Linked DNA regions of Mus musculus: region 1 is linked to region 2. Evidence: chromatin loops called from intact Hi-C (ENCODE). Cell type or tissue: heart. All regions are shown on one strand. Each heading gives the region's core, and the rest is flanking DNA. Links, peaks and the distances in the headings are about the cores only. Region 1 holds the start of Zfp36l1 (zinc finger protein 36, C3H type-like 1). Region 2 holds the start of Gm51985 (a long non-coding RNA gene).

The links. A loop is a pair of places that touch in the nucleus more often than their neighbours do. Peaks named below come from ENCODE experiments on the same cell type or tissue, not always from the same donor. Only the 100,000 strongest peaks of a DNase experiment are listed, where the experiment ranks them.
Region 1: a loop joins it to region 2, with 4 times the contacts of the local background. A loop is called at or near these places in 6 of 42 quality-filtered maps.

What each region holds. Positions count from the first base shown.
Region 1 is chr12:80,104,594-80,120,491 of GRCm38, reverse strand. Zfp36l1 (zinc finger protein 36, C3H type-like 1) reads left to right here and starts at 7,479. Exons shown (of 2, transcript NM_007564.5): 1 at 7,479-7,673; 2 at 9,944-12,732. The coding sequence starts at 7,617. The coding sequence ends at 10,903. It overlaps Gm52006, which reads left to right and starts at 3,073. Exons shown (of 3, transcript XM_030247048.1): 1 at 3,073-3,095; 2 at 4,313-4,881; 3 at 5,870-6,912. The coding sequence starts at 3,073. The coding sequence ends at 5,949. In heart, for the core only: no CTCF peak of the experiment used is centred there; DNase peaks (open chromatin) are centred at 6,741, 7,471, 8,191 and 8,621; H3K4me3 peaks cover 2,500 bases; H3K27ac peaks cover 2,500 bases.
Region 2 is chr12:79,896,539-79,912,436 of GRCm38, reverse strand. Gm46361 (a long non-coding RNA gene) reads right to left here. Exons shown (of 2, transcript XR_001780641.1): 2 at 7,855-8,612. It overlaps Gm51985 (a long non-coding RNA gene), which reads right to left and starts at 1,937. Exons shown (of 2, transcript XR_003950201.1): 1 at 238-1,937. In heart, for the core only: a CTCF peak has its summit at 6,442; DNase peaks (open chromatin) are centred at 6,516 and 7,246; H3K27ac peaks cover 2,379 bases.

The sequences.
Region 1 (15,898 bases), core at 6,465-8,964, 210 kb before region 2:
AACTAAGTCGGAATACAGACAGACACTCCATCCCTGATTCCTCAGGAGGGCTATTTTGCAGCGATAAATCTATAAATCTATAATCTTCTGAAATCTATATAAGAAGGCAAAAGAATGAGAATAGATAAAATCATTCAAAAAGTACGAAAACGTTGGGAGGAAAAATAGCCTTTGATTTTAAGACTTCCAATTCAGCTACTATAATTGCCAGTGGTTGGAACTGATGATACAAGTGAATGGTCTGACTTGGGGAGAGAGATGAAGACAATTACTAGGAGGAATTGGAGTCTTTCAACAGTGCTAGGATTGGACAATCTCAGGCAAAACAAAACAAAACAAAACATAACAAGGAACTTCAACCTAAGTCTCCTTTTTTTTGGAGGGGGTCTGATTTTGTGTGTGTGGTTGTTTTGGCTGCATATATGTCTGCACCAAGTGTGTGAAGTGCATCCATGGGCTAGAAGAGGGTGCTGGAAAGCGTGTGGCAGAATCTTGCCTACCCAACACTGGGATCTTCCAAGGCATCTCTTACACACAAGTGGATTAACAGATAGTTCCTCGGCATCTAGAGAATACACTGAGGGCTGGGGATGTAGCTCAGTGTACAGTGGCCTAGCATGTATGCATCCCAGCACAAGAAGCAAAGATGGAAGGGAAGAGAAAACATTAAGGAAGCAGAATACAGTGCCCTTTACTACTGATGTTTAATGCAAGGGAGTAGACACTCCAGTCAGAAGACAGGTCAGAAAACTAACTCAACGACATGTCACTTTTAAGGGACTCATTTTAGATCTAAAGACACAAACAGATTGAAGGTGAATGACAGGAAAAGATTTCCTCAGTGGCTAAAGACATGTGAGGCTCTGGGTTCAATCTCTAGCCCCAAAGACAAACAATGGGAAAAGAATAAATAATAAAGAAAGCTGACTGTGGTGGTTTGGGTAGGGATAGCCCATAGTCCACAGGAGTGGCACCTTTAGACGGTATGGTCTTGTTGGAGGAAGTGTGTCACTGTGGGGGCGGGCCTCGAGGTCTCAGCAGCTCAGGCCAGTTCTCTCATGGCTCCCTGTGATCTCGATGTAGACCTCTTAGCTCCTCTAGCCCCTGCCTGCACACTGCCATGTTTCCTGCCTGAATAGAATGAACTAAACCTCTGAAACTGTAAGCCAGCCCCAATTAAATGTTTTCCTGTAAAAGAGTTGCCATGGTCAAGGTGTCCCTTCACAGCAATAGCAACTCTAATAAAGACACAAACAGACTTTAAAAGATTATACGTGGACTGTCAAGATGGATGGCTCGAAGTCTGACAGTCCTGCAGGTTGTACCTTTGAACTTTCACATACATCTAAGATTACAGGAGACTAGGATATTATATATTTATCAGACATTCAAAACAGCAACAACAGAACAATTATAAATATTTGTTAATTACATAATTTAAAAGTATCCATCGTTTGGAAGAAAGCAGACTTCCCAGAACTGAGCCTTGAACGGCTCACAGCTGAACCAGGAGTGCCTTCTACCACTGTGGTCTGTTCCCAGCCCTTTAGTTTTCATCATCTAAGACAGGGTCTTGCTAAGTTGCCCAGGCAGTCCTTGAGCTTTTGATCCTCCTTGCTTAGCCTCCACATTAGCTGGACTACAGATCTGTGTCACCCAGGCCTGGCAGAAACAAGACCTTAATGACTTGGGTTAGAGAGTACTCAGCTGTGACACCAAAGGCATGATTCACAGAGATAAAACTGAAACATCAGACTTCACTCAAGTTAAAAACCATTCCTCCCCACCCCCAGTGGAAGACATGTTGTTAAAGAGTTGAAAAAGTAAGGGGGCCGGCTTGAGAAATCTTTGCAAATCACATGTCTAAGGAACTGTATCTAGAATATGTTTGTTTTTTTGGTTTGTTTGTTTGTTTTTTAAAAAAACAAACCCTCAAGTCTTGATAGAAAGTTAATAATAACCCAGTTAAAAATGTGCTAAAGACTTGAATAGAGACTGCACATGTCTAAAGAGACGGGGCGTTGTTATAGGAGAAATGTGAGTTATGTTGTAATGAGAAAGGTGGGCATAGAGGCTCAAAGCTGGAATCCTAACACTTGGGAAGCTGAGGCAGGAGACATGCCTTGAGTCTAAGGCCAGCTGGAGTTGCTTTAGTCAGTTCTAGACCAGTGTGGGTTATAGTGAGACCTTTTCTCCACCCAATCCAATCCAGATGTGATGGGACAGCACAGCACACCTAGTAGAATGATTAAAGTAAAAATGATAACTTACGTACTGACGCTGTAAAGCAACTGGAGACTCATGAATACACATGCTAGAGATGCAAAACTGCGAAATCTACTTTGTACAATGGCTTGGTAGAGCTGTGTGTGGCGGTGCATGCCTTTAATCTCTACACCTGGGATGCTAAGGCAGGTGGGTATCTGTCAGTTCCAGGATAGCTAGGGTTATGTGGAGGCTCTGTTTCAAAAACAAAATAAAAGGCTTAGTAGTTTAAATTTTAATTTAATGTACAATGACCATATGGCCCTAGAAATCTCTATTTACCCTAGGGCTGTAAGAGCTATGCTCACACACAAATGTGTGTATGAACATCTATTGCAGCTCTATTTCCAGTCCAAATGTCCCATAGGTTCATGGTAGGCAAACTATTATATACTTATGTACCAGGAAGCTATTTGTCAGTAGCAGGGAATGAGCTATCAATATATGCAACATGGATAAATTTTAAAGGCATTATGCTGTGAAGTATTTATATGTTGTTTGGCTTTATTTATATGGCATTCTAGAAAAGACACTATTATTGCGATTGAGAACATATCAGTGGCTACCAGGGATTAAGGATGGAGCAACGTGTGACCACAAAGGGACACACCCAGGTAGTCTTTTGAGGGTTGGTGAAACTGCTGTGGGTGATGGAACTGTGCTGATTCTTCAGTGCATCTGTTCTTAATGCTCATAAATACATATATCAAAGATCACTTTTATTGTACCAAAAAGCAAAACAGCTCTAAGAAGGACCATGAACTATCAAACTGAAACTACTCAAGGAAACAAACATTCCATGAACACATGCTCCAGAGGAGACACTGTTGGTGAGGTAGGTGTGTAGCCAAGAATGTTTCCCATAGGAAGTGATGTTTGAGCTAGGTTCAAAATAATTACAAACTTTCTTGGGCATAGTCCTGGCACCTGGTGAAGTTAAAAGGCCATCCTTAGTTATCACTTTAGTTTGAGGCCAGTCTGGGTTACATAAAACTGTGTCAAAAATGAAAAAAAAAAAGTAGCCAGGTGTGGTGGTGCAAACTTTTAATCTCAGCACTTGGGAGGCAGAGGCAGGAGTGTTTCTGTGAGTTTGAGGCAAGCTGGTTTATACAGTAAGTTCCAAAACAACCAGAGCTTCTACACGAAGTAGAGACCCTGTCTTAACAAAACAAAACAAAACCCAAACCTTGGGGCAGCGACTTCAGACAGAATTTGCATGTGCAAAGGCCCAGGGTAGGAGGAAGATGACTTAATTTCCTTTAAATAAGAGCACAAAAGAATGTCCTGGGGGCGTGGATGTAATAGTGAAAAGTCGAAGGCCGTGCAGTGAGCAGAGGGGTTTGTTCTCCTCCCGCCCAGGCAAGTGGGTACAACCCAGGGAAGAGTTTCCAACTTCTCTTCTGGGATCGGAAACAATTAACCTAAGAATGGAGGTTTAAATACCCAACTTAAGGTCCCAGCAAGATATTTTCTCTCCGCTAGAAGCAGGATTGGACTTGCAGTAGCCTAGGAGATGGCCTTGTATCTTCACTTCTAAAGGACTCAGACCCCAGGCCATGTTTCATTTACCATAAAATCTAGACTGCCCTGTCCTAGGCGGCACTGCACTGGTTCTGGGGGACCATGACAGCTGAATGATACTCTGAGGGGCTTAGGTCTTGGACACACGGGAGACAGGTTCCTACCTCTATTCGGTGACCCCTGCATCTACTGTTTGTAGAAACACTCGTGGCAATCATCAGAATATTCCGAAAAGTTACACAACAGGTTCCCGTGCCACATCCTAACCCACTTCCCTGGCTCACTTGAATACACAAGTTTGAGGCCAGCCTAGGCAACTTAGCAAGACCTTGTGTCAATAATAAATAAAAACAAATCACAGCTAGAAGACAGAACCAATACTCGAATCCCGAACTGCTCAACGCCAGTGCCCTGGGTTCATCCTTAGAGGGTCTGAATCACTGTGCCTGGCGTCAACAATCCTGACAGGTAACCCAGGTAGCTTCAGGGCTTCAATCAGCCAATTCTCTTTTTACCTTTAACCCAGGGAAATCGAGGCCACCCTCAGGGCTCAGGTAGCAAAGGACCGGGAAGGGTCAGATTTCAATCCGAAGCCTTTGGGAGATTTCGCAAATGACCAGGAGCCTAGGAGGAAACGCAACCCCTCTAGGCGCTCTGAGGCGTCGCCTGGCGCCATTGACCGGTTCCGCCGTCTGGGGGGAGGGGGGATGCGGGCGACCCCGCGCCGCAAGCTTCCCCCTCAACAAGGTCGACTGCTTCGGCTCGGCTTTGGCGGACGCACACCGTCGTCTCCGCGTCTCCGGGCCTCCCGAGGACTTTCACTTTCCCGAGTCGCCCAACCTCGCGGCCCCGCCCCCCACCCCGAATACCTGCGTAGCGGAGGACGCGCGAACCGGAAGTCGGCGGCAGAGCGGCGCTTCCCCCCCACCCCCTGGCCGGAAGCGGCTACGCAGGTGGAGACGGCGGCCTGTGCAAGCTCCGGACGCTCGGGAGGCCTAGGCTTGAGTCCCGTGAGCTTCGCGGCTGGGCCGGGTACCTGCGGCCACCTGCGGATCACAGGCCCGCGCGCTGGCGGCCGCCTGTCCCGGACGCAGGGTTAGCGAAGGGTTAAGGAGCGCTGCCCCCCCTCCCCGGAAAGTCCCCTAAATGACGTCGCAACCCGACAATTAGAACGAAAAAAAAAGAGTTTAATTATAGAGACGGCTGTGGGATCAGGGACAAACCTGGGCGGGCGGGTAAACAAGCCGGGAGCGCGCCGCCCGCGGAGCCCGCGCCTCGGGGAGCGGGGGAGGGGCGGCCCGGGGGATCTGGGAAGGCGTAGGAAATTCGAGGAATCACACCCCCCCTTTTGAGAAAAAAAAAAAAAACAACAAAATTATTTAAGCAGCTCGGGGTGTCCAAGACCGCTCGGTCGCCTCAGGGACAGCACCACCCAGCGAGGTCGCCCCTCCCCGGCCAGGGTTCCCCCCTGCAGCTGAGCTTCGCAAACACTCGGGAGTTTAGAGCAGCCCGGAGGGTGATGCGGACTGAAAAGCCGAAATAACTTCACATCAGGACTCCGTCTAACCTTGTGGGTTTTAACGCACCCTGCTCTGTCCTGAAATCTGGAACTCATTACCTCATCATCGAGAAACTGCACGAAATCCGCGGCACACACACCAACCCCCCCCTGGAGCTGGGGAGGGGAAGGAGCAAACATCCCTTTAAAAAGAAACCTACACACCCGAATGATTTAAATTAAGGTGGATGGAAGTTATTTCCCTTCCTGGCGCTTGCCAGATTTCAAGAAAAGATGAAAAATGAGAGCGGGGGAGGGAAGGCACAGCAGCAGCAGCAAAACCCGGGGCAGCAGCCGTGTTAAAAAATGGGGGGGGGGGGCATCAACTCAAGTCACTGGAGAGGAGTCAAGCAGAGACCCCGCGGGGAATTAACGTTAGGTTCGTGGGCTGCAGTAAAAGTCGTGTTTCGCAAAGTTGAAAGAAAAAAAATTGTTTCTAAAACAGTTGTGATTTGGAAGGTTTCCCTGGGTTTGCCCAGAGGCTGGCGATAAATAAAAGTTTTGTTTTTTTTTTTTTTCTTAAAGTGTGCGTGTGTGTAAGGGGTGGTGCGCCTCGAACGCTCTGCTCCGCCCGCTCCGTCCTTTCCAGAGAAACGTACTCGTAATGGGGTGACCTAATTACATCGCAATGGAACTCGCTGGTAGCCACTCGGAGCACCGGGTTTCATAACAGACCCGGCGGCCTCGAATGCTGGGAAGAAACGTGCGAGGCCTGGGCGGTGCGGCCCGCGATTTCCGCCCGGGTCTCCACTGCAGCACGCGAGCCGGTGCGGGTGGGAGGCAGCCAGACCTAATAGTAAATAAACACATAGTTCGTGGTTTTAAAGGGCGGTGTAATTCATTGAAGGCCACTGAGTTCCGTGGGTCTTATTGCTTGGTACCCCCAAACCGGGCATAGTGACAAGCCATATGTTCCGTTCGCGTGGGGGCGGGAGAGCAGCAAGAAGTGTCGCTTCCCCCACCTCTACCTTCCTTCTTACCAAAGTAACTTTTTCCCCCCTTGTTTTTAACATTCGGGGATGTGTGGAGGAGGCAGCCCGAATTCAAAGCGCGCGTGGAAAGTGACTTGTTGCTCTTTTATTTTCAGGGGGTGCCCTTGAAAGTCTGGACTTTTCTGCTGTAGCAAGTTTAAAGATCGGTTATGTGAACAAAGCGCCCCATCTAGGTCTGAAAGAATTCTGCCCAGGCAGTGGTGCCCCCACCATACCGGGAAAACGCAGGCTGCCGGCCCAGCACGCGTGGACCCCGCGCTGCGCGCAAAATCTTACTGCTCTCGCCCCCTCCAGCCTAGGCTCTCCTGGAGAAAAAGTTTTCTCTGGTCATCCCTACTTCTTTTGCTCACTGATGGGAAACAACAAACATAAAACTCTTGACTCGAACATTTGGGGTGCTCCGCATTCCTAAACTCCTCGCCCAGCTCATTTTGCGATGGGCAGCCGGGTGTGGACAGGGAAGTCAGGGGAAGGTAAGTCGTGCGGGCACTTGGAGAAGTTTCAAGGGACACTAGCTCAAGATGGAAACCGCAGCCCTGGCCCGCTCAAGACCAGCTCCAGCGCCTGCTAGGAAGAAAAAAAAAAAAAAAAAAGACAGGGGGGAGAGGGAGGGAGGAGGGGGGGGAGAGAGAGAGAGAGAGAGAGAGAGAGAGAGAGAGAGAGAGAGAGAGAGGAGAGTCGAGCCCGCCTTCCAACTCTTAAAAAAAAAAACCAACAAACACAACAACTCGAACTCCGAAGGGGGTGGAATGAGTGATGTCACAGAGCCGAGCAGCGAGGTTGACAAAGGGTGGGCGCCCCTCCCCCTCTGCCGGGCTCGGCCCAGGGGAGGGGCGCCCCCGGAGCCCGCGGACTCGAAACTTTTCCTCTTTAAGAAAAAAAAGTTTTGCGCCGCTCCGAGTGCTTTTTTTTTTTTTTTTTTTCCGCCTTCTTTCCTCGTCTCCCTCCCCCTTCTTCCTTTTGAAAGTTTCTTTCCTCCCCCTTTACCCCTCCCTCCCTCTTGACCGCATGGCTGATTCAACCTCAGTGTCAATCAACTTTTTTTCCGCCTCCTCTTCTTCATTTAAATACGTTTAAAGCTCCTCCTTCCACCCCCCCCAACCCACCAAATCTTATAAATTGGGCTTTGCGCGCCGCAGCCCGGGAGAGTCAGAAAGGCGAGGGGCGCCGGGAGCAGGCGTGTGGGACTCCTGACCGGAGAGCCGGAGGCTGCGCCTTCCCCGCACCGGGACCTTCACGACACACCAGATCCTAGTCCTTGCCCCGTGCGAACGCCCACGATGACCACCACCCTCGTGTCCGCCACCATTTTTGACTTGAGCGAAGTTTTATGCAAGGTAAAGCAGGGCGGAGCGTTGGCTTTTTGAAAGTTTCTCTTGTGCTCCAAGAAACTCTAAAAAGTTTGGGTCTCGGGGACGTGAAGGAGTTTCACTGCTTGCGTTTCCCTCCATGGTGAAGGAATTTGTTTATGTCCTCCTCGCACTTAAGTTTCAGGTCCCAGGTGGGGTTCTGTGAATCCGGGGAGCAAAGTTCTGGGCGACTGCTCCAGTTTGCGGGGCAAGGAGGTGCGGAAGAGTGGTTAGGTTTGGGACGAATTTTGAAGGATTCTTTTCTGCATGGTGCACCTCCGGAGCTGGGCTAAGCGGGTGGGCTCGGCTTCGCAGTGTGCGCCTTGGGTTTCCTGTACCCGCTGGAGATGTTCGAGGTTACCCAACACCTTTTGCTAGGGGTCTCTAGGAAAAGCGAGGTCTCAGGGCGGTATCTGACTGGGAGAATTTTCCTGTCTGTTTTGGGGAGCTAAGAGATAATGCGACGAAGAAAGAGGCCGACTTAAGGTTCAAAAAGATGTAGGCAAAGCGACTTTGTAGTGGAGTTTGTCCGCCCCAGCTGGGCTAGGTTCCCGCTGCGGGAGCTGGTCGATCGTGCTGCAAACTTGGGGCTGAAACTGTTTGCTTACCTGGGTTGTGAGGCACTACGGTTCGTTGACTAAGGAATAGGGGAACAAAATGCTGCCAGACCTCAAGTTCCCGCCAGTTAGGATTTAAGAGGGCCAAAATGGGGCAGTTTGCCAGTCAGGTTTTTGAAAAACAAAACAGAAAAAAACTTTTAAAACCGTAATGTTCCAGGAGTGCGATTGAAATAACTCCGTGAATGTTGTTAATTTTTTGCCCGCTCTACTTCCCCCAACCCCCCAATTTGAAAGGATGAAGCTGCTAGGCTACTTTTAATTGCTGAACTGTTTTTGCCTTCCCTTAAACACGTCGGGTCATGTTGCTCTCTTCCTAGCTCGCTGCTCCTGTCGGTGCAGCTGCCAAGGCCCCGGGGCTGCAGGGTTGGGGTGCAGGGCCGTGCTGGAGTTGAAGAGCAACATCAAAAACTTTGCATTTTCGGCTTCTTTCCCTCCCTGCGTTTTTCCAAGTCTGTTTGCCCTGGCGGCAGCCTGAGCTAGCCAACTCCATCCTGGGCCCCGCTGCCCCGCTCTTTGATCTATTTCTCTTTCTTTTGCCCCCTCCCCCCGCAGGACTTTTTAAATGAACCTCATTGTTGGAAGCGGCTCTCCTCTGGGTTCCTGTAATCCGCTCGGTGGGGTGGTTGCGGTTACAGGGTTACCGATTCCCGATCCCCTGCTGCGGATCCTAAGGGACTAACTTTAGAATTTGCACAATGACACACACCCACATGTGTCAGGGGCCTGGAGATAACTTTCAAGTCTCCCACCCCCACTCTTTTCTAAATCTTAGGTAGTTTGGGCAGGTGACTAGGGCTTGTGGCAGCCTCTGTCCTTGCTCACTCACACACCCCCGCCCCCAATTGACTGAGTCGGGGAGTGTGAGCGTGCTGGTGCTTTCCTTCTCGTCTGCAGCTTTGGTTCAAGATTAAACACTGGTGCTCTTATCCAGAGCTCTCTCGCAGCCAGGAAACCAAGTGCAAAGGCATCTTCCTAGTGAAGGGGGTGGAGAATGCTGGGAGAAAATCCCTCCCAGGGTGTGGGATACCTACCCTTCCCGAACCTTGTGTTTTCAGACACTATATCCCTCTACCCACATCCCAGACTAGGCCCTTCCACAAGCAAGGAAAAAGCACAGTTTGAAAACCTGTTGCCAAAGGAAGGGCACACTTGTGGAAGAGGAAATGGTGGAGAGTGTGGGGCCAGATTTTGTGGGGGTGGGGGTGGCGGGGGGGGGGGGGCGGGTAAGCAGGGACTGATTGAGAGAGGATTTGGCTCATCCTTCCAAACTTCTAAACTAGGTTTACCTGATTCTTTTAGGGGGAGGGAAATGAAAAGGGACTGTCTTGTGTGAAAGGCTCTCTGAGTTGAGGAATGTATAAACGGGGCCCGGATTTTAGAGGGGGGAAAATTAGCTTTAGGGACAGGAGGAAGCTACATATCGGGTCAGCACGGGGCGGGATGAATACATAACTTTTTCTTCCACACACGGCAGGATTTTGCGGTTTCTTATGAGCAGTGCCAAAATAAATCCAGGTGGCTCCTTTTAGAGAGACTGGCCTATCAGATGGAGAGGTGCTGTCCTTTGTGGACACCATGCCCTGGCCTCGTGGATGTCCTCAGTCACTCATCCGTCCCTTTCTTTCCCTCCCCTCCCAGGGTAACAAGATGCTCAACTACAGCACTCCCAGCGCTGGGGGCTGCCTGCTGGACAGGAAGGCAGTGGGCACCCCTGCTGGCGGGGGCTTCCCTCGCAGGCACTCGGTCACTCTGCCCAGCTCCAAGTTCCATCAGAACCAGCTTCTCAGCAGCCTTAAGGGTGAGCCGGCCCCGTCCCTGAGCTCACGCGACAGCCGCTTTCGAGACCGCTCTTTCTCCGAAGGGGGCGAGCGGCTGCTGCCCACCCAGAAGCAGCCTGGGAGCGGCCAGGTCAACTCCAGCCGCTACAAGACGGAGCTGTGCCGTCCCTTCGAAGAAAACGGTGCCTGTAAGTACGGGGACAAGTGCCAGTTCGCGCATGGCATCCACGAGCTCCGCAGCCTGACCCGCCACCCCAAGTACAAGACGGAGCTGTGCCGCACCTTCCACACCATCGGCTTTTGCCCGTACGGGCCCCGCTGCCACTTCATTCATAACGCCGAGGAGCGACGCGCCCTGGCGGGGGGCCGAGACCTCTCCGCTGACCGTCCCCGCCTCCAGCATAGCTTTAGCTTTGCTGGGTTTCCCAGTGCCGCTGCCACCGCCGCTGCCACGGGGCTGCTGGACAGCCCCACATCCATCACCCCACCCCCTATCCTGAGCGCCGATGACCTCTTGGGCTCACCTACTCTGCCCGATGGCACCAATAACCCCTTCGCCTTTTCCAGCCAGGAGCTGGCGAGCCTCTTTGCTCCTAGCATGGGGCTGCCTGGGGGAGGCTCCCCCACCACTTTCCTCTTCCGGCCCATGTCCGAATCCCCTCACATGTTTGACTCTCCCCCCAGCCCTCAGGATTCTCTCTCGGACCACGAGGGCTATCTGAGCAGCTCCAGCTCCAGCCACAGTGGCTCAGACTCCCCTACCTTGGACAACTCAAGACGCCTGCCCATTTTCAGCAGACTCTCCATCTCAGATGACTAAGCCAGGGTAGGGAGGGACCCCCCCCCATGCCTCCTTCACCTCTCCACCCCATCTCTTCCCTTCACCTCCCCACCCCCTAACTTTCCCTCAAACCCCACATTGATACATTTAAGCTCAGCCCCTTTCCCAGAACAACCTTGGTATGTTACCCTCCCCCCACATAAGGACAAGTCAATTTGTTGGTAGCTTCTGGCTTGAAACCCTCTCCCTCCATTTCATAGCCCACTTAACCACGCATAACAGAGTTCCATCTTTTGTCAGTAGATGCCTTTTTTTACCCCCCCCCACCCCCCCCGGCTTAAGCCTTAAGTGCCAAATCACAAAAGAAAAAAAGCAGTAACCGTTTACAGAAGCAACTTAGTGCCTTGTAATCTAACTTTGTCACTGTGACTACATTACCTCTTCAACGCCAGGGGGCACCCGTGGGCCTCCCAGAGCCTCTGCCCGTGGGGTTGGGGGTGGGGGTGGGGTGACCCGCAACCAGCAGCTCCCCCAGCTGGCCACACAAGTGCACCTTTCTTTCGGTCTCCCGCACACTCTTCCTCTTCCTTATAGTTACTCACCTCCCTCAGAGAGTTGTTGCTGGACTTGGGGTTTTTTTGGGGGGAGGGGTCTATTTTGACTTTCAAAACCTTTTACTTCCCAGCCCGAACCCCTGTTGACTAATCTTGCCTGGGTTTGTGTAGGTCTCCAGGGACAAAGGTTGAACAAGTTGGACGAAGGTTTTGACATAAGTGGGACTTCGTGATTTAATTTCTTTCTTTCTTTTCTTTTTTTTTTAAGTGGGGAGGAAGGGGAAACTAGATGGACTATGAGAGACTTGATTTTGGTGCTAAAGTTCCCCAATTCATATGTGACATCTTAAAAATGACAACAAATGAGAGAAAAGCTAAAAACAACAAAAAAAAACATGTAAGGGGTGAGCAGTTAATGGTCTGCATTCCACATACAATATCTGTGTAAAACGATTTCCTGTAGAAGTAGCTTTAATGGATTTTGCTCTAGAATACCTTAGGTCTACCTTAGAGCCCCCACACAATGCTTTTTTCCCTGGGTTTAAACTTCATCTAACTTTCAGAAATTGGAGAGCAAAAATGTTGCTTATCACTGCACATCAATATAAAAAAGCTTATTTAACTTATCAAAACGTATTTATTGCCAAACTATGCTTTTTTTGTTAATTTTGTTCATATTTATCGGGATGACAAATCCATAGAATATATTCTTTTATGTTAAATTATGATCTTCATATTAATCTTAAAATTTTGTGACGTGTCTTTCCTTTTTTCCACAGTTTTAATATATTATTCTTCAACAACATTTTTGTAACTTTACACTTTTTTTGGTTATTTTATTTTAAAAAAATGAAAAATTAATTTAAAAAAATGCAAAAAACTGTTGGATTATTTATTTTAGAAATTCTCCCCTTTGTGTTGGACTGCAAATTGAGTTTCTTTCTCCTTAGGCCTTTCACAGGTAGGACTGAGAATGTATGTATAAGTTCTGTGACAGTACAGAAGGAAAACCACCATTTTATGTATAGCTTCTAAAAGGGAAAACAAAAAAAGAGAAAAACCCTTTGAATTCCATGTGCCCATCTCAAGACATTCCGCTCGCAGATTTGTGGTTCTGGATTCCAGGTTGGAGTTTTCCAATGTTGACATAAACAACTGGCGCACACACATAAAGATGAATGTAATTATTATTCCTCTTGCTGGTCACTACCGTCGCTTTCTATTTCTCTTTCTTTGTGTGAATTTATTTAAAAGAAAAAAAAAACTTTTTGTAACGACTATTTGCAGTTTAAAAATCAATAAACCCCGTTTTTCAAGAAATGATTTGTCTATAGGTTTTTCCTTGGTCTGACACTCCTTGGGGCAACGAGGTGGCTGGTCTTTCATCTTTAAAGCTAAACCCATAACTCTGGATGTTGATGCCTTAAGGTCACTCAGCTTGGGTGGGGCGGAGGTATTTTTTATTTTTATTTATTTTATTTATTTTTTTTTTTTTTTTTAGCAAAGGAGCCTGCAGAGAGCAGGTCCAGGGTATCCTTGCTGACCTGTGTGACCTTGGCTACTGTAGGGAGCTGTGACAGGATCATCCAGTCTTCCCACTATGAACTTCCTTTGGGGGATGGTCAGGGTGCTACTGATAAAGTACATAGCCCATGCTGCACTTGCTGGCTTACATTGACTGTGTCAAGGGCTCATAGGTATTGGTCTCATAGGCATTAACCTAGTCAAGGTCCTAGCCTCAGTACACCCCTGAACCGGTATGAGGAAGCACTGCCTGCCTGCAGAGGAGCCACCAGGATGGGAAAGGGCAGTCTGCACCTGGATTTGACTGCAGGGCTGGAAAGGGAAGATGGAGGTTAACATAGACTGTATAGGAAGTCAGTAGTTCCCATCAAGGGAGGTGGTAGGCCAGTTGTGGCGCAAGAGTTGCTGGAGGAGGCTGAGGCAGGAGGATCCTGAGACAGACAGCCAGGATCAGGGAGCCCCTGGAAAGTGATTTTTTTCCCCCTCTCTCTTTGGAATTTTGGATTTTTCAGTTTCTCTGCAGCCCTGGCTGTCCTGGAACTTTCTCTGTAGACCAGGCTGGCCTCAAACTTAAGAGATCCACTTGCCTCTGCCTACTGAGTGCTGGGGTTAAAGGCATGTGTCACCAGGACCCTGCTGGAAAGTGATTCTTTTAAAGGAGTAGGGTCTGGGAGAATTGAGTCCTGGGGAGGGCAGAGATATTTGAGCCCTTGGCTTCTTACAGTTAGCGAGTTTTAAGGGTTGAGCCATCTTCACCTTTATACCACTGTCCTCCATAGATCTGCTGCAGACAGTGTTCAATACCGCATGAATTACCAGTATTCTCTGGACATTTCAAGAGTTACTTGGTTTACCAAGCTTACTGCTTGTCAGGCATGTGAGGTAGAAATATGGGGACTCATTTCTTCTCCAGGACGGGCTGATTGATACAGGAAGAAAAGAGGCAGCCCTGGAGCTTGAGATGAACCCAGGCTTTTCATTTCTTAAGAGGGAAAATTAACTGTGTGGTGTGAATGTGTGTGTGTGTGTGTGTGTGTGTGTGTGTAATAGAGTGTGAGTGTGTGGTGTGAGTCTGGTGTGCGTGTGTGTGTGGTCTGAGAGTGAGTGTGTGTGTGGTGTGAGTCTGGTGTGTGAGTGTGTGTGTGTAATAGAGTGTGAGTGTGTGGTGTGAGTCTGGTGTGTGTGTATGTGGTCTGAGAGTGTGAGTGTGTGGTGTGAGTGGTGTGTTGAGTGTGTGTGTGTGTAATAGAGTGTGAGTGTGTGGTGTGAGTCTGGTGTGTGTGTATGTGGTCTGAGAGTGTGAGTGTGTGTGTGGTGTGAGTCTGGTGTGTGAATGTGTGTGTGTGTGTGTAATAGAGTGTGAGTGTGTGGTGTGAGTCTGGTGTGTGTGTGTATGTGGTCTGAGAGTGTGAGTGTGTGTGTGGTGTGAGTCTGGTGCGTGAGTGTGTGTGTGTGTGTGTAATAGAGTGTGAGTGTGTGGTGTGAGTCTGGTGTGTGTGTGTGTGTGTGTGTGTGTGTGTGTGTGTGTGTGTAAGCATGTGTTTGGGTGGTAGTGATGATCTTCCATTTTGATTAAAAGCAAAGACAATTAGTCCATCGCCTTGAACTCATTCACTTTAGCCAGAGAGCCTGTGGTGGACATTTAATTCTGCCTTTCATGACATCATAAGTAGGGTTCAGACGGGTCTTGCAGCCACCCTGACGATCTTCTTTTGAGGTCAGTGTTTGGAGTTAGATAACAAGGGAATGTATTGAATCCAGAAGGCCCTGGAAGGGTGAAAAGGCCAAGGGAGGCTCCATGTTACCTGGGGAAGCTGACTGTTTGTAGACCCTCACTCCAAATCCCATCTAAGTGTTTCCCCGAGGAGCTCAAAGCTTCAGTTTGTCCAGACCGGTGGCTTGGATTCCTACCATCTAGAACTGAATTGGAAGAGATGAGCCTGAAACTACTTAGGAAAGGAAGCAACAGCCTTTCAGCCCCATTATGTCCCACTATGTTAGAAAGGTCCTTGGCAATGGCCCTAAGCACCAGGCTACCCGGACATCCAGGAAATGTGGTTTCACAGCTGGCAGGATAAGACCTGCAGTAGGAGCTGAAGGTATGGCCCACACAAGGGGATCTGTGGCCCTAAAGACTAGGTCCTGCTCTGGGTACAAGGTCTTCTTTCCTACCCCTGCTCAGGACCTGGGTTATCTCCGGCTTATACAAGATCTCCTTTGTGTGGACACAGCCTCAGGGGTGCTGGCTCTGCTGGCCTTCCTTTGGAGCAGCTCAAAGCGATGAGCTGTTTGGGCCATTGACCTCCTCCTCCTCCCCCCCTCCTCCTCTTCCTCCTCCACCTCCTCCTCTTCCTCTTCCTCCTCCTTTTCTTTGACAAGGTCTCACTATGTATTTTTAGCTAACCTGTAACTCACTATGTAGATCAGGTTGGCCTTTCCTGATCTTAATGCCTCTTCATCAAGAGGAAGTAAGGGCCTGCTGGGCTTCAGGAATGTAATTGAATCACAAATCCCTAGCACTTTAGTAGATAGCTTTGTGTGTGTGTGTGTGTGATGGCAGAAGAACGAGCCAGGGCACCAAGAAGGAAAGGAGCTGTCTGTCTTCCTTCCTTCCTTCCTTCCTTCCTTCCTTCCTTCCTTCCTTCCTTCCTTTCTTTCTTTCTTTCTTTCTTTCTTTCTTTCTTTCTTTCTTTCTTTCTTAAAAGGTGTCTGTGTGCATGAGGGCCACACTGTGCATGTGGACGTCAGAGGACAACTTGTGGGCGTTGGTTCTTCCCTTCCACCATGTGGGGTCCTTCAGTTCATCAGGTTTGCCCACTGCGCCATCTCAGCAAGCCGAACCACCAGTCTAAAGGGTTACTGTGACGATTAAAGACCTTAGAGTATTAACTCAGATGCTCAGACTGATGGCACGGAGGAAGCGCCGCAGAACCCCAGTTACATTTTGTTGCTGGGA
Region 2 (15,898 bases), core at 5,315-7,814:
TGACTCCACATCCTAGCTCACCCACAGCCTCCAGACTTAGACTCTCTGACGACAACCCGACCATACTCTATTTCTTTAAATGCAGTATGCACTTATTGGAGACATATTTTCCATAGTCCCCCACCTTGTTACTTTTTTATGTTACTCATGACTTCTAGAACCTTCCAGTGCTTGGTGCCATTAGCCCGTCTTATACAAGGTGACAAGAATACTTTCCCACAGCAGTGAGAGACCCACCTGCCATATGTCAAAGGATCTTTTGGAGTCTTCATTGTGGGCCTTCTGCTAACCCTAGCTCCTCCCTATGTCCCAGGTGTCCACGCTCTGCTCCAGGCTGGACACTCTGGAAACTTGATGCTTCCACCTGTGGAAAACAGAGTCAGGACAAAGAACTATAGGGGACCTGGGTGTGATGACTTAAAAGCCACTAGGGTGGGCTCTCCTCTCTCATTGCCACAGCCTGTCCCATTGCTCTGGGCCACTTTAGGTAAACAAGGGTAAGAAAACAATGTCTATGGGTTACAAAATGAACCTGTCAGGAAAGGAACGCTATTGCCAAGTGTTCTCAGAGGGCAAGACAAACAAAGACTTGACTTTAACACCAGAACCCTGGTTCCCAGCCACCCGTCCCCAGCAGACCTGTGAGCGACAGGCCTAGAGCCCCACATGCAAGGATCCTTTCTACCTGCCTCCTCCCTATTCCAGGGTGAGCTTGGCCCGTTTCCTCTGACTGGGTGAGGGGCTTCCTAGGAAACAGCCAGTGGGAGGCAGAGGCTGCTAGGATTCAGGATGCTGGCAGGCCAGGCTCCGTGGAGGCTGTGGCAAACAAGCCCTTTCAGTGGTGGCAGCCCCATCTCCAAGGAAGCAATCACGTCAATAAGGGACGTTCGGCACCTTGCCCTCTCGGCTGGCAGAGGTGTCCCATGGCAACTAGAGCTGTGATCTGCATATGACAGCACATTGCTGCTATTCAGGACTTTTCTTCCCCTGCTTTTTTTTTGAAACAAGCTTGCCCTATATCCAAGTTCCCTGTGAGCCCCATACAATGAAAACAGCAGTTGACAGGTTCCCTGTAACTTGTGAAATCTGAGTGCATCCAAGGGGAGAAAGAGCGCTCATTACCGAAACACAAAACGAGCCCCTTTCAAGGCACAGCTAGTTGGCCCTTCAGTTTGCTGCTGCTGACCTCGCTGCCCTTCAGAGCACAATGAGCAGAGAGGAGAAGGGAGAGGGGGGCCTTTACTCCTCAGGTTGCCAATTGATCACCCTCCTAACCCCTATGGGGGCTTCGTGGCCCAAACAATTCGGGTGACAGAGGTCAGGGCTCCAGCCCCTTCCTCTGTGGGACCTTAGCTCTCCCTGCAGGGACTTTCCCAGGTGAACAAAGGCAAGCTCCCAAAGTCTCAAACACACTCCAGCTGATGACGCAGAGGGGAAACAGAGACGGGAAATGAAAGGTGCCCAGAACCACAACACTGGACCTCCACCCTCTTAGCCAATCAGACACAAACACTGTTTGTACACTCTGGGATGAGGCCGTATGTTGCAAAGACCCAGCTGAATCCGAGCTCCAACATGGCAACCAACACCCGGCAGCTGGGCTACAGAAAGGAAGTCATATTGGGGGATGAAATAGCTATTTTGGTCACATTACCCCCACCCGAGACACAACACACACACACACACACACACACACACACACACACACACACACACACACACAATTAACCATACTTCTAGTATCCAGACTATCAGAAGAAGATGAAAAATAAGAGGAAAGGGAGACAGAGAAAGAAATTGGGGAGAATAAGAATGAGAATTGTTACTGTTATGAGGTAAGCTCCCTTGAAGCTTCAAAGAGAGCCTGTGCCAGCTCCAAAGAGGGCTCTAGAGAGACCCAGCTCGACTCCTGGAATGGTCACTCTGCTGTGCAGAGAGCAACAGGGAGAATTTCTATATGAGAACTACACTTGGTCCAGCTCTCTGAAGAGGAAGAGACTGTTAAGAAGATAGTGCTGGATTCTTTTCTTTTTACTTCTAGAAACAGTATTTGAAGGTACACACCCGATTTCATTGTGTCAGCGATCTGGCATAGGCTTACCGGAGGCTAGCAGGCAAGTTTTGTTGAGTCTCCTATTTTATCACGAAAAAACAAACTGCAGCACTCACAACTCCAAAACTCACAAATCTGCTTCATACTTTCATTTTGCCAACACCAAACCTTCTGGAATATTCTCCACCCACTCATCCATCTCCTCCAGCCGAATCAGCTGTGGCATCTGTCATACATACCTGTGTCTTAGTACTTCTCACTGTGTTACGATGATCTGTTCACTTAATTTTAAATTTTTACTCTTTTGTGTGTATATCGTATGTGCAGTATGTGTGTAAGTACATGGAAAAAGCGGACCCCAATATCAATTTGTCTCTATAATCCTCTGATTTGTGTGTGTGTGTGTGTTTGTGTGTATGTATGTGTGTGTGTGTGTTTGTGTGTGTGTGTGTGTGTGTGTGTGTGTGTGGTGTTTTGGTTTGTTTGTTTGCTTATTATTTTATTTTGTTTTGTTTTTGGAACCAGGCTCTTTCAAACCTCAGACCTCACTGATCCGGCTGGACTAGGGGCTGGGTAGAGTGTTCTAGGGTTCCACCTATCTCTAGCTCTGTCCTGGCCTGCCGTGTTGGCTTGTCTGTGGGTGGCTGAGGCTATGAATTGAAATCCTCATGTTTGTGTGGCAGGCACTTTATCCACTAAGTCATCCCCTTAGCACCCTGATTAACCCTGACTACTTATTTTTTGTGTGTGTCTCAAGAGAGTACAGGGTCAACCACTTTGTTCATCATGATGTCATTCGTGCTCAACTGTTGAACAATTGCCAGAAGAACAGCAATGGTCACCATCACCGGGATTGCTTTTGTTTGTTGTTGTTGCTGTTGTTGTTGTTGTTGTTGTTTTCCAGTTTAATGTACAAAAGACCTAGGACCAAGCCTACCATATTGCAAATCACATCATGCGAATGAGACTCGTGAAGGAAAGAACACAGCAGCCTTGCTTATGGAATGCCTACCACCGGCCAAGCACAAGGGTGGAAACTAAGCATCAAAGCCAACACAAAAGAAACAACAATGGCAAGTCTCAAAGATGTCCTGCTCGTTGATGTGGCAGGAACCACAGACAGGGAGAGATGTATGGACTACAGCCATTAGGAGAAGCGTGCTGAGAAAAGTAGAGCTTACGCTATCCATGATGACTGTGCCCAACAATGCAAATGAAAATGAAAAACAGTATGCAGAGCACAGAGACTTTTTAGGGCAGCGAAGCTACTCTGTGTGATACCATAAAGGTGAATTTACATTCTATGTGCTCTCCAAATTCATAGATTGTACAACTTCAAGTCCATGTAAACTGAGGGTGTCAAGCAACAAGGCTGGGCCAATGTAGGCTCAGGGATTGAAAAAAACACATCACATTGGTGGGCGAGGTTGATACAGTGGAGCCTGGGAACTCTCTATTTGATGCTCAATTTTACTACGAGTCTGAAAAGTCTCTAAAAACAATAGCATATTAATATATGGAGAAAGGATGAGCTGAGTGGGGATATTAATCAGAAATGTATATTGAAAAAGAAACTATCTATTGGTAGCATCAGCTTGTACCCAAGATGGTACTAGAGGTGGATAAGAATGATCAACATCCCCAGAGGGAAGAGGCCCAGGTCCGTTCTCCACTGCACTGAGGACACAGGGGATAAAGCATATTGTCATTACTGTCATTATCGTTACCCAAGTTGGCTTATTTCTTCATTTTTATTTCTGTCATGTGTTTATATGTGTTGGTGTGTGAGTGGTATGTGCACCCGTGTGTTTGTGTGTTCACACACCTGTGTCTATGCCTACAGCTAGGCTAGCAGCCAGGATGATGCCTCTGTCTCTGTTTGCTGAGGTACAGGGGTCAGAGGCATGTGGCCACACCCAGATTTTAATCCTGGTATTGGAGATTCAAATTCAGGTTTTCAAAGACTTCTTATGGACTGAGTCATCTCCCAGTCTCTATAGCTCGTGTCTTTTTTAGCAATTTTAAAAAGATTTATTTATTTTTATATATTTGAATAATTGTCGCTGTCTTCAGACACACCAGAAGATGGCATTGGATCCCATTACAGATGGTTGTGAGCCACCATGTGGTTGCTGGGAATTGAACTCAGGACCTCTGGAAGAACAGTAAGTGCTCTTAACCACTGAGCCATCTCTCTAGCCCAGCAATTTTTATTTTATATATATATATATAAATTGTCTTAAGACAGGGTGTCACTATGAAGCCCTTGCTGCCCTGGTATTTGTTCAGTAGACCAGGCTGGCCTCTAACTCACAGAGATCCTCCTGTCTCTGCCTCCTGAATGCTGAGATTAAAAGCATGCACACCGCACCTGGGTTTTGGTAATATTCTAAAAGATAACATTGACCTTGGCATGTCAAGCCATCATGAAAACACATAGGGTAAAAGTATGAATCAGTCCAGCCAACAGGGACTCAGGACACCCATGAGCATGCTAGAGATGTAAACAGCAGGAGGGAGCGGCTGCTCTCTTGCTGTGCCTGTGCTCCCTGGCATTGGAACATTGCCACACCGCTGCTCTTGACAATAGCTTCAGGGCTGAGTCAGATCAGCCTGAGTGGCAGATCCTACTTTAGTGTGAGAAAGAAATTGCCAAAGGTACAGATTTTCCAACAGCAGTTCAGATGTGTTTCGAGAGTAGTGAGCACTCTGTCCTAGAAGAATCCAGCCCCTGGAAGCTGAATTTTATGACCCAGGCAACCACGGGCTCTCAGATCCTACTACTCGGTGGTTAAAGACTGAAGGGGGGAGATCTGAGTCCCACCCTTGCCCAGCAGTCAGTCACAGGAGTCCCGTGACTGATTTTTAAAGTTGTTTGGCATTGCCCTCTGAGTCTTCACCACCATACCCAGGGCTTTCTGCTTACCGTCATTTGTTATATTACAGGGATTTCAAAGATGGCCAAATTCAACATATGAGAAAGTCAAGGGCTAGTTCAAGGTTATGGCATGCCTGGAGTTTTACACTCAAGGACTGTGTAGGAGCTCCCCAGCAGAAATGCTTGCCTTTGACAGAATAAGGCCACTCTGCTCCCTGGGTTATAATGAGTCTTCCTTGGACTCCCGAACAAATGGCTCTGAAGTCACCTTTTGCTGGAGGAAACATGGTCCTTATAGGCGGGAACTAGAGTGGCCCCTGATAAGGCAGCGCATCCTGTCTGACTCCCCAGCCACACCCTCGCAGCTGGGCCAGCTGTGGTCTTTGCTGACTTCAAAGAAACTGCTTCCCTTGGATCTACATCAAGGACTTAAATGAGAAAAGGGTCCTCTGACCTTTCTAGTGAAGGATGGGACCACCTTTGTAGGGTGTGTGCGTGCGTGTGTGTATTTTTCCGGTCACTATTATGTTTTCACACACTGGATATAAAATATCTCAAAACAATCACCGGAAATAGTCTTTCACCTATGGCCAGAGACTGGAGTCTGGCCCAGTGTGGGAGAGGCTGTGCTCCCCTGTTGGAACCGGGGGCCATGTAAGCATACTAGCAAAGGTGGGTGGCCCAGGTTTCAAACTTTCATTCTGAGGTACCCTCCTCCAGGAGTGCATGGTTTCTGATTGGATATGGCTTCTTGCCCACCATCGTGTTCTCCTTGAGAAATGTCCACCTAGGAGAGAGACCTTGTTCTCAGACCCATAATCTGCCTTGTTCTCAAGGTTTTCCACTTCAGCTGCAACCCAACCTGACAATCAAGAGCATTCCAGGCCTGAAATCCAGCCCTATCCTGGTATCTTGAGAAGGTGCTTTGTGGTGGTTGTGGTCGGCCGTGTGGGGAGACAGTGGGATTTCCACCCATTCTGAGGTTAAGGCTGCTGGGTGCTGACCGTGGGAAGCTGACAGACTCTGTGGCAGTAAGGGCTGAAAATACTTCCCCAACCCACACCACCCTCAAGCCTTTAGGAAAGGGAGCAGATCCCACTCGGCCTTGCAGGCCTGAGCTGCAACACCAGGCTCAGCAGGCTCTGTTACCAGAAAGTGCTAACAGGGGCAGCCCAGGCCTCTGTGAGAGACCTCCCTTGAAAGGATCCTGGCCAGTCCTCTGGCCAATACCCACTGAGAGGCAGAGAACAACCACGAAGGAAGAAATGAGAAGCCTGAAGGTTTATAGGGAGGCTATTTGGCCCTACCCAGCCTCTCTGTGGGCTCTCTCAGCCACTATCCATAGAGCTTGAGGTTTAAAGAATGCAGGGAAGAGAGAACAGGCCCCAAACTGATTAGGACCCAACTTTCCAAACAGACACAGGTCACCCTCTTCCTGCCCCAAACACCAGGCAGAGCAAATGCTATTAATAACTGCAGCCTCTCTCCAGGCCACGAGGGCTGAGCCTGCTCCTCCAACTCGGCCAGCTGTTCTGAAACAGGTTTGGGAAAGTAATCTTTGGCACGTAATGAAAAGGGTGTGTAAGGGAGGGGGGTGCCCAAGAGTTCTCTATCAGGGCCAATATTATTTTTAATTGCCGAGAATCAGCCTGTGGCCGTTACTCAAGGCTGCAGAGACCGGGTTTGCCAGGGATCGGAAACCAACTTCAAGAGGAGTTGAAAAGCTCATTCCAAAGACTGTTCATTACTGAGCTGTGGCTTCTTGTGGAAAATCAGGTTATGTCTTGACGTTTGTACAATCCATTCTCCATGCCACCTCTCTCCCCCCTGTATCCCGCCGAGAGAGTGAGCGAGCAGTGAATTTGAGTTATCTGGGAATTTTAGTGTCTGACCCCCCCCCACAACCTCCACCCCACCCAAAGCATGACCGATGGCCCATTTTTCAAGCCAAATCTTGCCCCATGTAGGCAGCTGTCATGGAACCACAGAAAGTACTTGAAGGAGCACAAGCAATGGCTGGTTCTAATCTGGAGGGGGAAGAATATGAATTAACAAGGCAGTTCCTTATGGAAGAATGTTTTCTTTTCTTCAGCCTCAGCCTGCATATTTTCACAACATGTGTACTCTGTTACCTTGTCACTTCCCTGTTTTCTTTGGGTAAATAACTGGGCTCTGGACTTCAGGAAGAAAGAAAGAAACCCAGCCCAGGAGTGTCACTAAGGCAGGCCTGGCTAGCTGAACTAGCAGGGAGGAAGGAGTCTGTGCTGAGGGCCAAGGCAGCTTGTGCAGACTCAGTCTGGCCGGCCTAGCAGGGGCTGTTCACTGATCTCTACAGGTACTGGTGTGGGAGTGAGAGACCCGGGCACTGAACTGCCCAGCTGGGCCCTGTGCTTGGCAGACCTCAAGGCTGCAGGAAGTAAACAACTCTCCTTAGCTGAGTCAACTGTGAAGGCCTCTCTGAACCCAGCAGAGTCAACAAGGCTCACAAAGGCTCTTCTGCCAACTCTGCCCTTCCACTGGCCAGTGAGGCAGCAGGGATGAGAGAGGCCACTCTTGTGGTTCCCAGCAGTGAACCAGGGAGGAACTGGCAGGAGCCAGGGCCTTCTGTGGAACATGGGATAGGCTCTTCCTCCAGATCGAGAAAGTGTTTGGATGTGTTGGTGATGGAGTCCCGTGCAGATGTCCAAAGGCTTCTGTTCTTGTCTTCCAGGGATGCTGGGCTTTTCACTTGAACATTCCCCTGTGGTGTCTGTCACCTACTCCAGAAGAGGTAGAAAATAAATAAATAAATAAATAAATAAATAACCACTGGGCCACTAACTGGATGTCTTTCAAAGTTGCACTATTAAAGAAGGCATGAGATGATCCGTTGTGGGTTCCTTTAATGAGTGAAGATCTTTTCATTATAGAGCAGCAATGACTCTTTTTGATTTTGATTACATTTTTATTTCTTCATCTGTGCACGTGTGGGCACACATATAGGCGGTGGTCAGGAGACAGCTTGCAGAAGTCAGTTCACTCCTTCCACCACTGGGTCCCAGTGAGTCAAAGTTGGGGTGGTCAGGCTTTGTGCAAACCCCTAATCCACCCAGCTACTTCACCAGCTGAGTAACAGCAACTCTTACTTACTCAGCTCTTCACCACTGATAGTCAGAGAAGAAAATCAGAATTAGAAATGATGGATGACTCACGCCTATAATTGCAACACTTGGGTGACTGAGGCAGGAGAATTATGACTTTCAATCCGACCTGGGGTACATAGCAAGGTCTTGTGTTCCCCCCGCAAAAAATTAAACAGAATATAGAACCAATAAAATAATACTATCTTATTGCTCTTGATATTATATAGCATGTAAAAGAAGTTAAGTTTGCCATGTGTCACAGCATGCTTGCAGGAGAAACTGAGGCATACCTATTCAGAGACTGAGACTCTCATAAAGTCCAACAGTGGGCTTGGGAAAGGAAGGGTTAACTGGCTGTTGTCTGGGTGGCTGCATACCTATGTTTCTTTTTTTTTTCCATCTGCTCAGGAGCCTTTGATTCCAACCTTGAAATTCCCTGTCTCACCTTGTAGATCACACAGCCCTCCAGCCTTCCTGGGACAGATCTTTGGAACTTTAAAGTTGAATTTTCGGTTGCAAAGGTCTGGTCCTCATCTGCTGAGCACCTCTTTATATATCCCTGGAGTGAGGCAAATGTCCACAGGAGGGGTCACTTTGATGCTCAGGATGATCAGGATGGTGACTTTGGAAGCCATGCCTATCCTAAATTGCAGACTGCAAGGGCTTGTGGAAAAAAAGGAGACAGAGAGACAGGGGGAAGCAGAGACACAGAGAGAGACATCAGAGAGAGTGAGAGACATAGAAAGACACAGAGATAGACAGTCAGACAGACAGAAAGAGATAGACCGAGAAAACAGGCAGACAGAAATAGAGAGAGACAGAGAACCAAAAGCTTTCTGGGAACTGGGGATGAAGATATTTATAGTTTAAAAGTCGATTCTTCATGTGCTTAAATTGTACAAAGCCAGCTTCAGAGAGTGTCTGTGGGGGGAGGATGGGAGGAGCTTCCATGATAATGAAGACCACAGCTAATGGGGCCTTGCTCCCTAGGCCAGGGGAAATGCTTTGCATGTACTTCTGATTTTGCAATCTTCATAAGAACCCTCTGTTGTAGGTATTGTTGTCCTCCTTTACCGGGTGAGGAATCTGAGGCACGGGGTAAATATATAGCTTACTCCCACTTACTCAGAGAGACCCATAAAGTTGGGACCTGAACCTAATACTGCGATATACCAAGTGCGGTGTTTGAATTCAGCATGTGCTGCCTCTAAGAGAAAGCCGGAGTTCCTGCCTCAGAACGAAGACATTCGTTGCTGGCTGGGTTGCTCTCTATGGCTGTCTCATACCCACAAGAAGGCTCTCCAAGCACCGACAGAGTATTTAGGCATCAGGTAGTGTGCCCACCTGGAACCCTGTGCTGTGGTTTGACAAATAGCCACACTGAGAGTCTCCGTCATGAGACCTCCCTCCTGCTCACTCCCCATCCCTGGTCTGGCTGGCTTATATTTGTAGCCCAGCCTGTACCTGAACACTTCTAGCTTTTGCTTCCTCTTACGTATTTCCTCTAAGTGCCGTTGGCAGGCTTTGCAGAGTTGAGACACGTGTAAGCATGGCCTGCCTAATTCCTGTTGTATCCCCTATAGACAACCCACACCAGAATCCTTTCAGCTGCCTTATGAATACAGATCCTCTCTCTCTGCTGGAGGCTTCCCTAAGGCCTTCTGCAGTGGGACTGGTTGTCTGCATTTTTGGGGCATCTCCTCAAGTGATTTTGATATGCTGATGACAAGCCGGACTTGATCATTTGAACACCAGCTACACTCTGGTGCCTTAGAGCCTGTAGGAGTGAGCACTGTAAAGATTCCACTGAGATTTAGGGCACCAACACTGGTGCTCTACAGCAGGGATGCTGGGACAAAGGGATGTGAAGAGTAGCGGAGACGGGTGTAGGAAGCTGGGCAGTATTTCTGCCAGCCGTATGGAACTCCGAGGTGGTCAAAGGCTCTGGCAAGACTATTCTACAAAAAAGGTTCCAAGCAGAGGCCTTCGGGGTCTATTTCAAGCAGCCAGGAAGCTGCTCTGTTTCCTGCTGGGAAGTAGTATCCCTTTTGTTTTCTCTAGGCGATCCCAGCAAGCAGGATGGAGAAAAAATCAGGCAGAGTCAACTAGAGAGGAAGTCAAGAGGCCTCACAAAATGGAGAGAGCGATGGAGACCCAGACAAGTGAATTGTGGAAGCAGGAGACAGAGAGAGAGAGAGAGAGAGAGAGAGAGAGAGAATGCCTGTGTGTATTGGAGCATGTGTGCATAAGTATGTTTATGACTGTGTGTGTTTGTGTGTTCATGTGTGTGTGTAATTGAGCATGTGTATATGTATATTCATGTGCATGTGGGTGAGTGTGTACAGGCATGCATGTGTGTGCATGTTCATGTGTGTGAGTATATGTATGCATACATGCATATTTATATGTATGTTGGAATATATTTCCAAAGTTCACTTCAGAGTCCTCAGACTCATCAGTGGAAGACATCCCAAGCAGTCTACTACGTGCAGAAAATGAAATTAAGCTTTAAGTCGGTCAGTTGGAGTTGAGAAAATGAAGCAAACAAAAATCTTGAATTGAAAAAGGAAAGATTTCCCCCTTACTTCCCCAATAACTCCAAAGGAACAGGGCACAAAGTACTTCAACCTTGGCCTGCAGCAAGCCCGGCTCATCTGAAGGGAAACTAACTGCTCTTTTTGTGAAAACCTAGAGCATCTAGGGATGGTCAGTGGAGTGACTTGGAGGTAAATCTGCCTACTAACTGGAAAGATGGCTCAGGGAGAGCTGAGGGGAACAGAGCTGCAGTGCACAGAGCCTTGCGGTGTGAGTAGAAGCATGATGGCCTCTGGGCTTGGGCAAGATGCTCCGGATTCTGGGGCCTTGACTTCTCACCCTAAAGAAAGCAGGAAGCTGAGCTTGGTGGTTCATACATATAACCACTTGGGAAGCTGAGGCAGGAGAATTGCCATCAGTTAAAGATAAACTTGGTCTATTCAGTGAGTTCCAGGCCTGTCTGAACCATAAAATGTGTCTTTTGTTTCAAAACAAACAAACAACCTAACTCAAACCAAACCAATACAAATCACCCTCCTCTACCCAATACAGAGCAAAACTGGGGTGGGGAGCAAGTGCCCAGTTGGTAGGGCTTGTCTTGCAAACATGAGGTCCTGAGTTTGGACTGCAGAAACCATGCCTTAAAAAATAAAATAAAATAAAATAAAATAAAATAAAATAAAATAAAATAAAATAGATGGGACCTGGAGAGTTGGTTTCTCCCCCCACCCCCCTCTCCACAGTGGCTCCTGTTCTATAACTCCAGTCATGTGGGATCCAATGTCCTTTTCTGGCTTCCAATGGCACCAGGCACACCCATGCCAGGCACATACCCATACACATAAAATAGAATAAAAATAATGAGGGGGTGGGTGGGGGGAGCTGGGTGTGGTGCATGTGCTTGCAATCCCAGCACTGGGGAGAAAAAAAACAGATGGATTCCTGGGGCTTGCTGGCTGTCCAGCCTAGCTTACCTCTCAAATTCCAGGCCAGTGAAAGAGATCCTTAAAAAAAGACTCCCAAGGAACACACACACACACACTCCACCAACAGAGTTGTTGCCTGGTCAGCGACTCTGCCATTCTTTGCTGGAGACCTCTTCGGAGGTCCAGCTCTTTAGTCTGCAGCAAAGACAGATCTTTCTCACTGTCTCTTCAATGTGAAATCCACAGAGAAAGTTCTGTTGTCTGTCTTTTGAGTAAGAAAATTTGTTATTATTCAGAATTGCTTTTGTAATGTGTACTTATATTATCATATGCCTATTTATATAGTATTATATACTTCAGACTATATGTCAAATGTTCACATAATGCATTTCATGTGTGTGTTGTATATCTAACATATACTGTCATTAGTATAATATATATGTGTATATATATATGCCATGATACTTTATAAATACAAATCACATTTAAATAGGTATTTAAATAAATATTATAGTTATATATAGATTTTTGTGTGCATATATATAGATATTTGTATAAAACACTATCAATAGTATAGATAGATATTTGTGTTTGCATATATAAAAACACTATATAAATCATAGGTAAATGTATTACATACAACCAAGAACATGAACAGAATAACTGGCAGTAATCTAATAACCATTTGGTTCTTGTGGTGAGCTAAATTGTATCACCCTAAAGGATACTCAGAATCAATAACTCCTTTTACCTGTCGCTATGGCCTTAGTTGGTTTGTCTGTCTGTCTGTTTTATGATCCTTCTCTCATACAGTACATCTTAACCACATTTCCCCTTTCTCCACTCCTCCCAGCTCTCCTCCCCTCCTCTCTCCCTACGATCCACTCCCCTTCTGACCTCTTTCAGAAAAGAACAGGCCTCCAAGAGACAACAACCAAACATCCAAATTCTACAAAACAAAACACAGTAAGATGAGCCTGGACAAGGCAATTAATTCAACAGGAAGAAAAGAGTCTCTAGAGCAGGCAAAAGAGTTAAAGACACACCCACACCACAGTTTGGAGTCTCACAAAAGCACCAAGCTGATAGCCACAGCATATATGGAGAAGGCCTGGTGCAGACCCTTGCAAACCCCTTGCTTGATGCTTCAGTCTCTGTGAGCCCTATGCACCCTTGATTGGGTGGGCCATGTTCTCCTGGTGTCCTCCATCCCCTCTGGCCCCTACAATCTTTTTGCCCCCACCTTCTGTGGGATTCCCCAAGCTCTGAGGGGAGGGACCTGATGGAGACCTCCAATTTAGACTCTCTCTCCAAATAGTATGTGGTGGTGACTCTCTGTATCTGCTCTCATCCCCTCCCATCTCTGATGATGGTTGGACAAGGCACGAGTCCATAAATAAAGCAACATATCATTAGGAATAACTTCAGTTATCGATTGATTGGTTGAATTTTAAGCTAGTCCTGTTTGGCTCTACCCTAGGACTCTAAGCTATCCAGTCTCCAGTTCCTATATGGCCTTAGTTTTAAAATAGAGGCTTTGCGGAGACAGACGATGTAAGGAAGGATGAGGACATACAGGAGTTGATCAGTTCTGATTCCAGTACTGTTGCTGCCCCTAGAAGAGAAAAGACACAGAGACAGACTCCCAGGAAGGGAAGGTCATGTGATGACAGGGAGGACGACACATGACATGGGTGGCAGAGCCTGGCGTAGGCAGAGACTGCCTCAAGGCAAGAATGGCTGAGGATGGTGTGAGCCACTAGAACCTGGGAAGACTCTTTTCCTGGGCTACCAGGAGAAGTATAACTGTTCTGAACTTGATTTCCAATTTCTAACTTTTAGATTCACAATGCAATAAGTTTCAAGCCATTGTTCACCGGATCTTCATTGGGGCAGATCTAGGAATTGAATACAACTCATCGCAGAGTGCAACAGAGCAAAGCACCATTGCAGAATTGGGCTTGCCAGCTGCTCGGTGCCCTCTTTAGCTTTCTCCCTCTCCCAGAGGCAGCAAATGGGGTGCAGATATCAGTTACTAACCCAAACCAAGAGGTTTTGAAGGTCGCTACATTTTCTGCTCCTTTGCTAAAGTCTGCCACCACCATCTCAGCCCAAGTTTGCCCTCCTGGAGCCGAGAGGGAGGCCCCAAACGTCACGACTTCACCAACCCCGCCCAACAACCTCTCAGCACGCCCTGAGCAGCTTTGAGCTCTCAAAGGCGGCTGCTAATTTATGGTCAGTACCCCTGGATCAGAGGCCCTGCTGTCAGAGTCTTTTCTTCTTTCTTTTACTTTAATGGTACAGAAGAATTCCTCTCCAGTCCCCTCAAAACATTCACACATCTTTTTAAAATTTGCACTTTTTAAAAAGGCTCGTTTCCTATGGTGAGGGGGGGAGGCTAGGAAATGCCCAATAAATCATCTGTCTGTCCGCACTCAATTGCAAAGCAGGAAATGCAAAGAGCAGCCTGTACCTTTCCCGTTGTTGTGCATATAGCAAGAGCTATCAAGCCCGCTGCACTGAGTGCAAAACTCACTCCAGCAAGGCTGCTTGAGTTACTGTCTGGACTTTAGACTCAAAGCAGTGGGCTGGAGGTTGCTTCTCTCTGGGCAGCCTCCATAGGGCTTGCTCTGGGAAGTCTACTCAGTCAGCAGCAACCATTAGACACTAAGTGCACATCACTGTAGTAATCTGTGCAAAATTCAAAGATTTTAATCGTGACTGCTCATTTTAAAAAGGAATTTATATCTAGCTGATTCTACAGCCCACTCTTTTACATCAAGGTGAAGCCCCCTAGGATGGAACTGACAGAATGGTCGCATGGGAGGGATGAGAAAGCCAGCAAAAGCCTTTTGTGATGAAGGTTCTGGGTGGAGGCTTGAAATATAGCATGGGAAGACAGGAGGAAGAGGAGGGACAGATGCAGGGGATATCTGGGATGTCACAGATTAGAAGGCCAAAAAATGCCCAATAAATCATCTATCCTGTACATGGCTTATCCAGAGACAGTGAGAAGCCCAGTGGGTATAGAAAGCAAGACTGCCAGGTGATGGAGTGCCCTTGTCCAGGACATCTCTAGAACCTGGTCTAGGACTGTGGTTGGTGACATTATAGGACAGTGATATTGACAATGTGCTTGTGATCTGCATAAATGAAGCCGGCCCTAACTTAGAAATGACCTCCATTCAGACTTGGATTCAAAATAGCATGAACCTGCAAAAGTTGCCAGGCCTCCTGTGTTCTCTGGGGATTTCCTATGGAGCACTTCACAGAAAAACCATTCTCTTAGGCCTCCTGGAACATTTGCTCTTCAGCTGTCATGCACTAAAACCACCCGTAGTACCCTCTTCTCTCTTTGGCTTCCTGGAAACCTCCTCTTTCCTAACCCCTGTGGACTCCCTTTTTGCTAAGAGCTAGCTCTCCCTTACTTCTTTCTCTTCCAAGGGCCTTCCCCTACTCTTGCCATTTAGCAGAGTAGCGCCTGGTCCTGGTCTGAGTGCTCCTGGGATGATCCACATACTCTGAACTGGGATCCTATCAACTGACTGTAGCTTTTAGGAACCATCCAAAAGAGATGGGATGCAGAAGAGGCCACAGTAAGTAAGGAGATCTTGTACTCCAAGGAGGGGCCAGAGCAAGCCCAAGAAAGAAAGAAAGAAAGAAAGAAAGAAAGAAAGAAAGGAAGAAAGAGAGAGAGAGAGAGAGAGAGAGAGAGAGAGAGAGAGAGAGAGAGAGAGAGAAAGAAAGAAAGGAAGGAAGGAAGAAAGAAAGAGAGAGAGAAAGAGAGAAAGAAAGCAAGCCCTTAAATAGGAGATGAAAGTCTTCCAGGCATCAAGGGTACCCCAAAGTGGATTAGAATGGTTAGAATTTATATTTGAAATCTGAGCATTGGGCACAGTACTGGGCACCCAGTGGACTTTCCACACAAATACACCAATAACTGAGGGGTGAGGAGGTGGGCGTGCAAGGGCTCCATGTAGCTAATAGCTGTCCTGGAAACCATGCCTTATCTACTTACGTTCTATTGGCGAAAACAGACACAGCATGAAAATGGGGGCTGCTGTAGATGCTGAGATGGGAAAGGAAGACGGGATGAATAGCAGGTCAGGTCAGCAGTGGGAGCTGATCTGGGACTGGACCCCACTGCCCAGGCCCTGCCTCCAGTAGGTAGAAACCAGGCTTTCTTAGTTTTAGTTTTTTCTTCAGTAAAATGGGAGAGTAGCTTGAAGAACCTCTATGCCAGGAAACTGGACTTTATCTAAAGCATTGGTGAACTCTGCCTTGTTATAGAGAGTACCCTTCTCCCCATGGCGCATAAAGTTAACTCAGGGCTGTGTCCAGCTTACATAGAGTCTGTAAGGCCAAGCTCAGGGACAAAGTTAAT